Linked DNA regions of Homo sapiens: region 2 is linked to region 1. Evidence: chromatin contacts called from ENCODE Hi-C or POLR2A ChIA-PET data. All regions are on one chromosome and are shown on one strand. The core of a region is the stretch at or near the end of the contact, and the rest is flanking DNA. Distances in the headings are between cores, read along the strand shown. Region 1 holds the start of ATP5MG (ATP synthase membrane subunit g). Region 2 overlaps SMIM35 (small integral membrane protein 35).

Region 1 (5,367 bases), core at 1,583-4,082:
GTTTTATCAAGCAGTCTGGGTTTTGTTTTTTAATATACTTTTTAATGGATATGTGAAAACTGAAGGAAATGTTAAAGGTTTTTTAATGGTGCAAGTGAAGGTGCCAGTTGCTATTTGATATCACACTCTACAAAAGCTTCATTACTTTATTTGATGGTGGTTGCTAAGCAGCCATTGCACAGAGCATAAGTCTACTGGGTGCCTTTACATGCCAGAGGCTGATGCTGCACTGTTGATGTCATGTGAGGAAATAATGCACATGCTCTAACTGCTCAACAGGAAATGAACCTAGAAACAGAAAATGAAAAGGTTGATTGAAATAAAACTTGATCAACGCGACTGTATTTTGAAACATTCCAGGAAGGTTACTTCTTGTCAAACTTGCCTGGCAGTGTTTGTTCAAAACTTGTATTTAATAAATGAACATCTGACTTACAACCTTTGTTATCACTTTATTCCAGTATTAAAAGCTAGTGGCAGTTTCAGAAATCCCCCTGAAAACTTAGAGGATTCTGACGTTTCACTTTTTTTTTAGGTAAGTAACATCAAATATGTGTGACCTGGCTGACCCAGCCTGCCTTACCAGGCCTCTGGAGGGGACCCTGGGGTTACCCTCAGGAGATGAATCTCACAGTATGGTTTTCCTAACCAGCTCTCTTTTGGCTTCACTGTTTTTCTTTATCTGGCCTGAACCCCAGGTCTTTGTAATCATTTGCTGTTATCTTCCCCTTTCTTGCTCCTTGTTTCCATACCCCTGCCATGCAAGATGTCAGCCTAGATTAACTCAGCCATTCCCCTCTGCTGTAATATCCAAACTGCAGACCATTGTTGGAGGAAAAACACAATTTTTAGAATGGTACAACCACAAACTTATCTCTAACGTTGCCCAACAACCCTTCTGTGTGTCCTTCAGCTATTCCAAACTTTGGCCTCCTTCCTCAAATTCCTTCTCATACCCCCCTCCCATTGACCCCTCACAGTCCGATGACTTTGCCTTCATTTTGCTGGGAAGATAAAGACTTCAGAGACTTTGAAGACTTTCAGACCTCTCTCCCATAATCACATCTGTGGAAAAGGCCCCATAGATCCCTGGCTAGTTCTCTTTTCCTGCCTCATCAGGGCTCTTGTCAATATCCCTTTTTATCAGGCAGGATGGCCTGTGCCTGTAATCCCAGAGCTAAGCAAGAGGCTGAAGTGGGATGATCTCTTGAGGCCAGGAGTTTCAGGCCAGCCTGGGCAATGTGGCAAGACCCCATCTCTAAATAAATAAATGACTGCCTCTTCTCTGTCTTCAATTTCTCCCCTGAGTTCCACATCCCCCTTTGGTTTTCTGACTTGTAATCCTTTACAGCCATATTTCTTCACCATTCACCCTGGATTCTATCCTAATTTTTTGAAAAGGCGCTAGTTAGTTAAAGATTGCCATATTGCTAAATTAACTTTCCCATCCTTAATTTGACTTTTCTGCAGTATCTAGGGCAGCAGAATCACTCCTTCATTGAAAAGTTCTTAGTTCCTTGATTACACTTCTAATTTTTCTTTCCATCTCTCTAACCATTCCAAAAATCGGAGATTTACTTCTGCTCAGACTTCCCCAGGTTACATTACTTATAGTTCTGTTCCTCTCATCAAATGCCACTTCCCTACATACATCTTTTCCTCCTCATATTAAACTATGAAGTTTCAGCCCTCTGTAGTATACAGCTGTTCTCTTACACATCGGCTCAAGGATCTTTTCTAGGAAGTATGCTGAAATCAGCACCATGCCTAATCTGATGGAATGCCCCCTCTCTGAGTATACATTGCAACTTCAGATCTCAACTCTGCCACTTCCAAACTGTGTGGCCATTTTTCAAGCCCAGTCTCAATGGGGACAATGCCTTACAGGCTTTCTTTAAATTCCAAAATGCCTGGCATAGTGTGGGCGTTCAATACAGGTGATTTTTTCCTCACATCTGCACAGCTCCTTGTGGTTAACTAGGGAATTAGGGGAAATGGATTCCAATCGTGATACAGCACTTTGGGGAGATTGGGATTACAAAAAATCAACTTTAAAAGGGCTATGGGGCCAGGCGCGGTGATTCACGCCTGTAATCCCAGCACCAAGGCGGGTGGATCACTTGAAGCTAGGAGTTCGAGACCAGCCTGGCCAACATGGTGAAACACCGTCTCTACTAAAAGTACAAAAATTAGCCAGGCGTGGTGGCGGGCGCCTGTAGTCCCATCTACTAGGGAGACTGAGGCACAACAATCGCTGGAACCCGGGGGACAGAGGTTGCAGTGAGCCGAAGTCGTGCCACTGCACTTCAGCCTGGGCGACAGAGCGAGACTGTCTCAAATAAAAAGGGCTATGGGTTGAGCCTGGTGACAGCCTGTGTGGTGATTGCTCGGCCCCTAACTTTATATGTTTGGCCTTGGACCCTCTCTACCTCTGTACAACGATCGTGTTGGACTAGAAGAATCTCAGCGAATCCTTCTCCAGTACTGACTTCAAAGGTTCTCAGAATCGCGGCGAAAGCACCCTACGCAAAATAGCGGAGGTCGGCGCCAAGAAAAGCACTGCAGGTTCAGGGCGCATGCGCATTTCCGCTCCTTGCCGGTTTTCCGGACCTCTACGAGTGGCTGCCCCACAAAATGCCTGCTTCTCTGCGGAATCCTACTGTTCTTCACATGCTCTCTAATACCATCTTTTCATATCCACTTTCTCTTCCATGTTGAAAAATTAAATTGACAGGCTGGATTCTGCAAAGATCTTTGGACATTTAAGTATCTTCGACCGGCGCGAAAAGAGGCGGCCTGACCTTGGAAGTGGGACGGGGTCCTGCAGCGGGTCCTTCCGGCGGGTGACATTCAGCCGGCGGTTCGGGGCGACGGACTCTCCATTCCAGAACCATGGCCCAATTTGTCCGTAACCTTGTGGAGAAGACCCCGGCGCTGGTGAACGGTGAGCGCGATGTGAGACCGCCGAGGCGGGCACACGGGCGGCAGGGAGGCCTGCGATGGCCTGAGAGGAAGAAGCGGGCTGCGAAGACCCGAGGGGCCTGCGGGTGCCGGGGCGGGATGGCCTGCAGGTGGAGGGAGCAGGAAGCAGGTTGGCGACTCTTTTCTAGCCTTCCACTCGTCTGACCTGCAGATTGGGTTCTCTACACAACCTAGAAGTTCCTGAATTCTAACCACGACTGGGAAGAGAGGTAGTGTGAAGGAAGCCCGGCGTTGCCCGGCAGCTGCAACCATTACGCCCCCTGAGATCGCTAAGAGCAGGGATCTAGAGGGGATGGTTCTGTTAGGAGAGCTAAGAAAAGGAAGGGCAGAAACGTGAAAGTAAATCAATTCGGCCTCATTACATGTGGTGTTGTTCTCAGTGGAGTATTTGGAAGTCAACAGAAATGTTTAAGGATGGGTGAGCTTTTTTGAACGTTGACTTTGCTTTCTGTCCTAGACGGATTCTAAGATACTTCCGCTTTAATCCGAGGGAAATTTTAGGTGGAAATGGACTTCATGGATGAGTATCCATGCCCCGAGAAGCATAGGACGGGATCCGTATAAACAATAATCTTTGTTACGAAGCTTAGCATTCGTGGAATTTTTTCAGCTTGAAGAGCCTCACTGGTAGACCGCTGTATTTCACAACAACCCTGAATAATCACAGCCTCTGAGTACTAGTTTATTTGGCCAGTAAATATTTCAGTTGTCTTCTCAGTGGCAAGCTATTCATTTTATTCCTGAAGTGAGATAAGCTAAATTGACGTAAGTTTTTCCTAGATGTGCTGTATTCCAGTAAGTGACTGAAGGTCGGATCTCTTAACTTTTGCCTACGTTTATGAAATGTGAATAGAAAGCAGAACTTCAAAAAAAATGTAATACTTTCTAGCCTATTTTGCTGTGTTTGAGTTTGGTTTGGGTATTTTCTTTTTCTTTCTTTCTTTTTTTTTTTTTTTTTTCCTAGAAGACAGGGACTCACTCTGTCGCCCAGGCTGGAGTGCAGTGCAGATCACAGCTCACTGCAGCCTCCACCTCCTAGGCTCAAGCGATCCTCCCACCTCAGCCTCCTGAGTAGCTGGGATCACAGGCACGCACCACCACACCCAGCTAATTTTTGTATGTTTTAAGAGACGGGATTTCACCATGTTGCCCAGGCTAGTCTCTTAACTCCTGGGCTCAAGGGATCCTCCCGCCTCGGTCTCCTAAAGTGCCAGAGTTACAGGTGTGAGCCACAGCGCCAGCCGGGTAATTTATCCATTCTCTCCTCCCTTCCCTCCATCACCAGCCAAACTATGAGTTATTGAAGGCTGTCCTGCAGAACCTCACAGCCTACTAGTGAAACATTTTACACATTTTCCCAAATAATTTCATAAGCTTGCAAGAAAATCTTTTACTTTACTAAGATTGTTAAGATACCTGTCATAGAGCTCTACAATTTTATATAAATCAAAAGAGATGGCCCTGCGGCGGTAGCTTACGCCTGTAATCTCAGCACTTTGGGAGGCCAAGGCGGGCAGATCACTTGAGGGCAGGAGTTCGAGACCAGCCTGGCCAACATAGTGAAACCCCATCTCTACAAAAAATACAAAAATTAGGCAGGCTTGGTGGTGCATGTCTGTAATCGCAGCTACTTGGGAGGCTGAGGCAGGAGAATCGCTTGAACCCCGGAGGCGGAGGTTGCAGTGAGTCAGGATTGCACCACTGCATTCCAGCCTGGGCGACGAAGCGAGGCTAGGTCTCAAAAAAAAAAAATAATAATGCTGGACACTGTGGCTCACGCCTGTAATCCCAGCACTTTGGGAGGCCAAGGCAGGTGGATTACCTGAGGTCAGGAGTTAGACACCAGCCTCACTAATATGGTGAAACCTCGTCTCTACTAAAACAGAAATTAGCCGGGCATGGTGGCAGGCGCCTATAATCCCAGCTACTCGGGAAGCTGAGGCAGGAAAATCTCTTTAACCCAGGAGGCGGAGGTTGCAGTGAGCCAAGATTGCGCCACTGCACTCCAGCCTGGCGACAGAGCGAGACTCCGTCTAAAAAAAAAAAAAAAAAAAACTAAAGAGAAAAAAGGATTAGAGGCTTCACTCTGGACTTTGTGGGTGATTTAAGGCACAATTCTTAATATTTCAAGTGGATTTTTTTTCTGGTGTGGCTTTCACATTTTTTAGGTGGCGCATATTAAGGAATTGCAAACTAATTTTTGTGATCTAAAAAGAAAAGTAACACCAAGGTAATTTTTTTGTTATGAAATATATAATATGAACCCTTCCCTCCGTTGTAAATAATTGAAAGATAACTTGTTATTCTTCCAAAAGTACTTAGAAAGGAGGACTCAACTGGGCTGGAATGTTAACGTGGAAATACATTTTGCTTTATAACATACAT
Region 2 (5,367 bases), core at 1,168-3,667, 390 kb before region 1:
CACCTAGGATTGCACCAGGGATGAAGCAATGCCCAAGATGTTCTGAAGAGAGATTTCAACACAATTTCCTGAGAAGTTCCTGGCTATGGCCAGAGCCATGCAAAGTACCGTGGAGAACTCAGAAGAGGTTTAAAACCTGATTCTGCCTGCAAGAAATGCCCATCAAATAGGAGAAAGCAAGGTTAATTTCAGGGAGACTGGATGCCCCCATGGTGCCTAGCATAGTTCCTGGCATGTTATGGAAGCAGCGTGAATAAATGAATGCAAAGAAATAATCAATAATAAAGTTATGGGGGCCTGAGACTATCTGTATTTAAAATCAGCAGAGCACAAGATCCATGGGTCTTACAGAAGTCTCCCTGGAGAAGGGAAATTTGAGCTGGCATGAAGAATGGGCAGAATTTGGTGATTTGGAGGTCAAGGAAGTTCTAAAAAAACAAAAGGAAGAAAGAGGAGTGGGTCAGTGGGAAGCTCAGAGCTGAGGATGGGGCCTGGGGAGGACTGGGCTCCTGAGCGCCCTTCTCACCACACAAGGAGACCCCAAAAAGAGATTAGAGACCATCTGGAGGGAGGAGTATGTTCTTGGGGGCCAAGGATGTTAGGATAGCTGCCAGTTTGGACTGAGGCTAGAAGTGGGTGACAAAGGACTATAAAGAAAATAGATTCTTGCTTGGCCTTGAACAAATCACTTCACGGCACTCTGGGCCTCTGTTCCCTCACCTGTGAGGCTGTGAGGATGAAGACGCGCATCATAAGCCTCTGCCCTGCACTGATATGTGCTCAGCAAATGTTAGCGTTTCACCCTACAGGTAAAGTTGGTTGGGAATGGGCCAGACTTGGAACCTGGTCAGACACACGCAGAGTCAAGGAAAGGCTAAGTAATGCTTAGAATCCTAGACCACTAGGGAACTGCAGCCATCACCTTTCAACTGCCATCTCCTAAATTAGAAAGATATATTGACACTTTGTACTTGCATCTTTTAATTGTTTACTGAGCACCTACTATGGACCAGGCTATACGCTAAGAACTGAGAATGCAGACGCTTTAAAAAAAAAAAAAAAAAAAGTAGATGAGGTCTTTGCTCTCCTACAGGTAAGAACCAGGAGAAGCCTTGGAAAAATAGTCCAATCTTTTGATTCCAGATGCTGAAATAGATGTCCAAAGAGGTGGAGTAAGTAGCCCATGACCACACAGCACATCAGGGCAGGGTCAGAACCAGACCTTATACTACATTCAGTTCTCATCCTTACGCCCTGATGTCAGCTACATCCGTGAGGGTGCAGACTCTGCTCAGCTCTGGTGCAGCCAGTAGCCAGTTGTGGAACTTGGGTAAAGCATGCTGCTTTTCTGACCCAAGTGCCCCCATATGTAAAACGGGACCAAGAATAATCCCTGTGTCTCAAGCTTGACATAAGGCTCAAAATGCAGTACCATGCAAGAAAAGGCTTTGTGTTCTGTGGACTGTGAACTGTGCAAACAGTCTCTGCTCCTCCTTTTGATCACTAAGCAGTTTTTAAAAAGATAATAATGATCCTCCCATCTGCTCCTACTTTGAGTTTCTCAGACTCCTGAAGCAGAGAGAGGGGCACCAGAGACACTGCCCTCCTGGCTCCTGGCACCTGGCCCCCTCCAATGCCACTGGCATGGGACGAGATCATTAAGACTTCAAGGAGAACTTAGAGGAGAGAAAAGCTCCCTCTTCGCCTCCCAGCCTCATCATGATTTTGATCAATTTTCTAGGACAAAGCAGCCTTCTGTGGCTACATTGGGTGTCTCTTCTCTACTCGGCAAGTAGTCACTGACCTCCTCCAGCACGCTCCAGTTTTAGGAGTTACTAAAGACCTATGGAACATAACTTTGTTGGCAGAGGGTTCAGCCTGGTTGAGGAACAGCACAAATGGAGGAAATGTGGCCACCTGCAATTCAGATCAAAATGGTTGGTGTCAAGTCTCAAGCCCTGAGCGAAGTCACAGCAAAGACGGACTTGGGCCATCTCACAGAGACTAGATATGGCCAGGAGGGGAGGGGCTGCAGGGACAAGAGGCCACCCAGGCTGGAGAATAGCCCCAGAGAAGGCACCAAAGCGTGGCAGGGGAACCCGGACCAGCCAGCCCTTGGACCCCCAGCCCCCGTGACTGCCTCTGGGCTCTTAGGGCCAGTGGAAAGAAGAACCGTAAAAAGGTAGCGGGAAGGTGTTGGGAGAGGCTCTGGCACTGCTATGATCTGGGTCCCAGCCAGTGCCTGGCTCAGCCAAACCTGTGGCTGGGTTTCCAGGCATCTGCTCCCGAATCGTTTCTAAACAAGCTGGAATCTGCCCTTTAGAGCCCTCAACAGAAACACGCAAAGTCCAGGGGTAAGGCCCAGGCCCCAAGGGTGAAGAAAGCTGTGCTCGCCAGTAGCCTGCGGAAGTAAGGAAAAGAGGGGGAGGCTGAGGGGACAGAGGGTGCGTCAGAGGGCCCTAAAAGAGGAAGTCGCCCAGTATCAGTTCTGCTCCCGAGGATGGGAAATACCCTCCGTGCTCCCAGCCCCGGGCAGCTGTCCCCGTCTCCTCACCTGAAGCCACAGACCTGGGGCCAGGGCCACCTGGGTCCTGGGTCCCATCCTCCCTTTCAAGATTCCCCAAGGCTACTGAGTTCTGAGCACTTCCGGGGGCCTAGGGTGGCCGGGCATGGACTGCAGACCCAGGATCCCTGCTAGGCAGGGTGCGGGTACAGAGTTTTATTGGGGCCGGGCCAGGTGCAGCAGCTGACACCTATAATCCCAGCACTTTGGGAGGCCGAGGCGGGTGGCTCACTTGAGGTTAGGAGTTCGGGACCAGCCTGGCCAACATAGTGAAACCCCATCTGTACTAAAAATATAAAAGTTAGTCGGGCATGATGGCGCACACCTGTAACCCCAGCTACTTGGGAGGCTGAGGCAGGAGGATCCTTTGAACCTGGGAGACGGAGGTTGCAGTGAGCCAAGATCCCGCCACTGCACTCCAGCCTGGGCAACAGGGCAAGACTCCATCTCAAAAAAAGAAAGAAAGAAAGTTTTACTGGGGCCCAAACCTCAGGGGTTAGGAAAGAGGCCCCAGTCCTCAGAATTGAAATCCAAGGAAGGAAGCCGAAGACAACTCATCTCCCCTCCCTGCTATTCCAAGAGGCCTTCAAGGAAGGGAGGGGTCTCAGAACCACTAAGGGGCCTTCCTCACTCCCACTTACTCAGGGGCAGAAGACTCAGTTGAAGACCTCCAAATCCAGAGACTTGGTAATTAAGTCAAAGCCTGGCTATGCTGGGAGAATGGCCTCCAGACCCTGGCAGAAAATGGGGTAAGGGCTGGTGAGGCTCCCCACCTTCCTTCCTCTACAATCTGCTAGAACCCAAAACGAGAAATGAGGCTTTGGGAAAGGGAGCACAGGAAGAGAAATCACACAGCTTCCCTCCTCCTCCCACTTGCTCTATTGGGCTCCTGCATCTGTTGCTGGGCTGCTAGCAGAGAGGCTGGCAGCTGGCTGTTCTAACTGCAGGTTTCAGCAGTGACAGGCTCCCTTCTCTTGCCCTACTCCATCCACAGGAGCCCCGAGGACTCTGCCTCTCTGGTTTGAACAAGTCTGCACTAAGCACCTTCTAAGCTGACGTCCTGTGCACACTCTGCCTCCAGTCCAGCAGGGCACAGACCGGAGAAAGGAGTGATGACTCACGAGGGGAACTGCCCTGCTGTCTACCAAACTACAGTGGATTCCTGGTTTCCCTGGTGCATTATCTGGTTTGTTCAGCCTCGCCTGGGTTCCTCTTCACACTCCCACCATTTCTGGCCCACTTTTGCCACAGGACAGGCTTTGCACAAGAAATGCAGAACACTGTAATGTAGAACTCACCCACTCCCCCGTGCCCAGCCCATTGCAGGAGCCTAGGCGACAAGAACATGTTTCTAGACTGTTCTCAGCACTGCACATCAAAATTGGGAGTTGGCCATGTTTGGGAGGCACTGAGGCCTTGAGCAGTAAGAGAACAGGCCCAGATTGGGGATGGGGCAGGGGGAGGGTTGAAAGTGCTGGAATCAAGTACAGAGGGGGCAGGGCAGAGTCGAGGCCCAGCTCAGTCTTCAGGGAAGTTGGCCTCAGGTGGGAATGTTAAAACCATGTCTGGAATCACCTCTGTATAACTTTGCTTATTGAAGCTATGAGTGGCTTTCTGGCCCCTGGTCAACCCTACAAGGGCAGGTAACTGGAGATACTACATAAAGAAGCTCCCTGCTGGTGTCTGGAGGCCTTGCCCACACTGGACTGCACTGGGCAGGGCTGGTTCTCCAGGACATCTGTGACCCCTCCTACAGGCTCAGGGGCTTCCTGGGATCTAGATTCCTCCTGAGGAATGGTGGCCTCTTTTAGTTCTGAGAGAAAGCCGCTGCTGCCCAGCCAGACTCCATTCCCAGAGGCCTGACTCCCCAGGACTCCCATACCATAGGCTGGTGGCGTATCCAGAGGAGACCCCCTCATTCTCCACAATGAGGGGCCAGGCCAGGCCTTGAAGATCCGAGGGGATGAGGGCAGTCCAGGGGAGCCTGGGAGGGGCAAGAACTGCCCAAGAGAGAAATGGTTTGAATGGGAAAAAGCAACTGAGATGTGGGGAAGGGATGGGCTTAAAGGCAGGCAAGGGAACGTGTGGCCAGAGTTGGCGGGCCATGAAGCAGGGGAGGCTCCTGGGCTCAGAAAGCTCAGAACTGAAGTGCTAGAGTGATGCTTCTTGGAGATATTGGCCATCTGGAAATTTTATCTCAGAGCAAGAGTTAAGATAAAAAGCTGTGCTCTAGAAGCTTCCACCTTGAATGCAAACAGAACCTTCCCAGGAAGGAAAGGCCGGGCATGGATTGGGTGGACAGGAGGAAACAGGGCAGGCCCAGTGCCAGAAGCGGGTGGGGGAAAACATGACCCAAGCCTGAGATCGGCACCAGAAGACAGGGGATGAACCAAATAATCTCTTTGGGTTCCAAGTGGTCCTTGGTGCGAGGCTTGGGTGACTGGACCCTCTTAGGACCTTACTTGGACATCAGGCTCACTCGGCAGCTCTCCCAACTCCAACTCACCTCCCCAGGGCTTCACAAGTTGCTGTCTCTGCATCAGACTAGCCCGTTGGAGAACTTCATGTAGCCACCATCTGTGCTGCTGATGTGACCACTGATGGTGAAGGGTGGACCCATCTCCAGATCCTTCAGGTTCCTGAAAAAGATGATCCAATCAGGCTACTGGAGCTGATAACCTAGCCTCTCCCTGGGTCCCCATCTCCCTTGACTCCAGGGCACCAACTCACTGACTTGTCTTCCAGAAAAGGAAGTGGGCCACTTACCATAATCATCTCTCAGGGCCAAAGGAGGTACAGCCCTG

What was found. A loop is a pair of places that touch in the nucleus more often than their neighbours do. ChIA-PET counts read pairs that join two places held with the same protein, here RNA polymerase II (POLR2A). Pooled maps may share reads with other maps.
Region 2: a map with no recorded cell type shows a loop between it and region 1 (5-fold over the local background). The contact joins the enhancer-like site here to the promoter of ATP5MG in region 1. A Hi-C loop is called at or near these places in 1 of 37 single-sample maps with no recorded cell type and 2 of 50 pooled maps. POLR2A ChIA-PET finds 5 or more read pairs at or near these places in 1 of 52 experiments (B cell).

Annotation. Positions count from the first base shown.
Region 1 is chr11:118,398,774-118,404,140 of GRCh38, forward strand. It overlaps ATP5MG (ATP synthase membrane subunit g), which reads left to right and starts at 2,833. Exons shown (of 3, transcript NM_006476.5): 1 at 2,833-2,944. The coding sequence starts at 2,893. The region is part of intron 3 of LOC100131626 (a long non-coding RNA gene); the gene reads right to left. It overlaps UBE4A (ubiquitination factor E4A), which reads left to right. Exons shown (of 20, transcript NM_001204077.2): 20 at 1-438. RefSeq lists enhancers at 2,494-2,573, 2,694-3,557, 4,016-4,606.
Region 2 is chr11:118,008,679-118,014,045 of GRCh38, forward strand. SMIM35 (small integral membrane protein 35) reads right to left here. Exons shown (of 5, transcript NM_001394165.1): 4 at 5,070-5,202. The coding sequence ends at 5,103. Among named protein-coding and RNA genes, the nearest start is that of IL10RA, 25 kb to the left of the region's middle. RefSeq lists a silencer at 1,238-1,287 and enhancers at 1,812-1,911, 2,057-2,557. Within about 2 kb of position 2,418, at least 21 of the 41 ENCODE cell types and tissues checked have a DNase peak (open chromatin) inside an H3K27ac peak, as active enhancers do; they include B cell, where a contact is called at or near this core.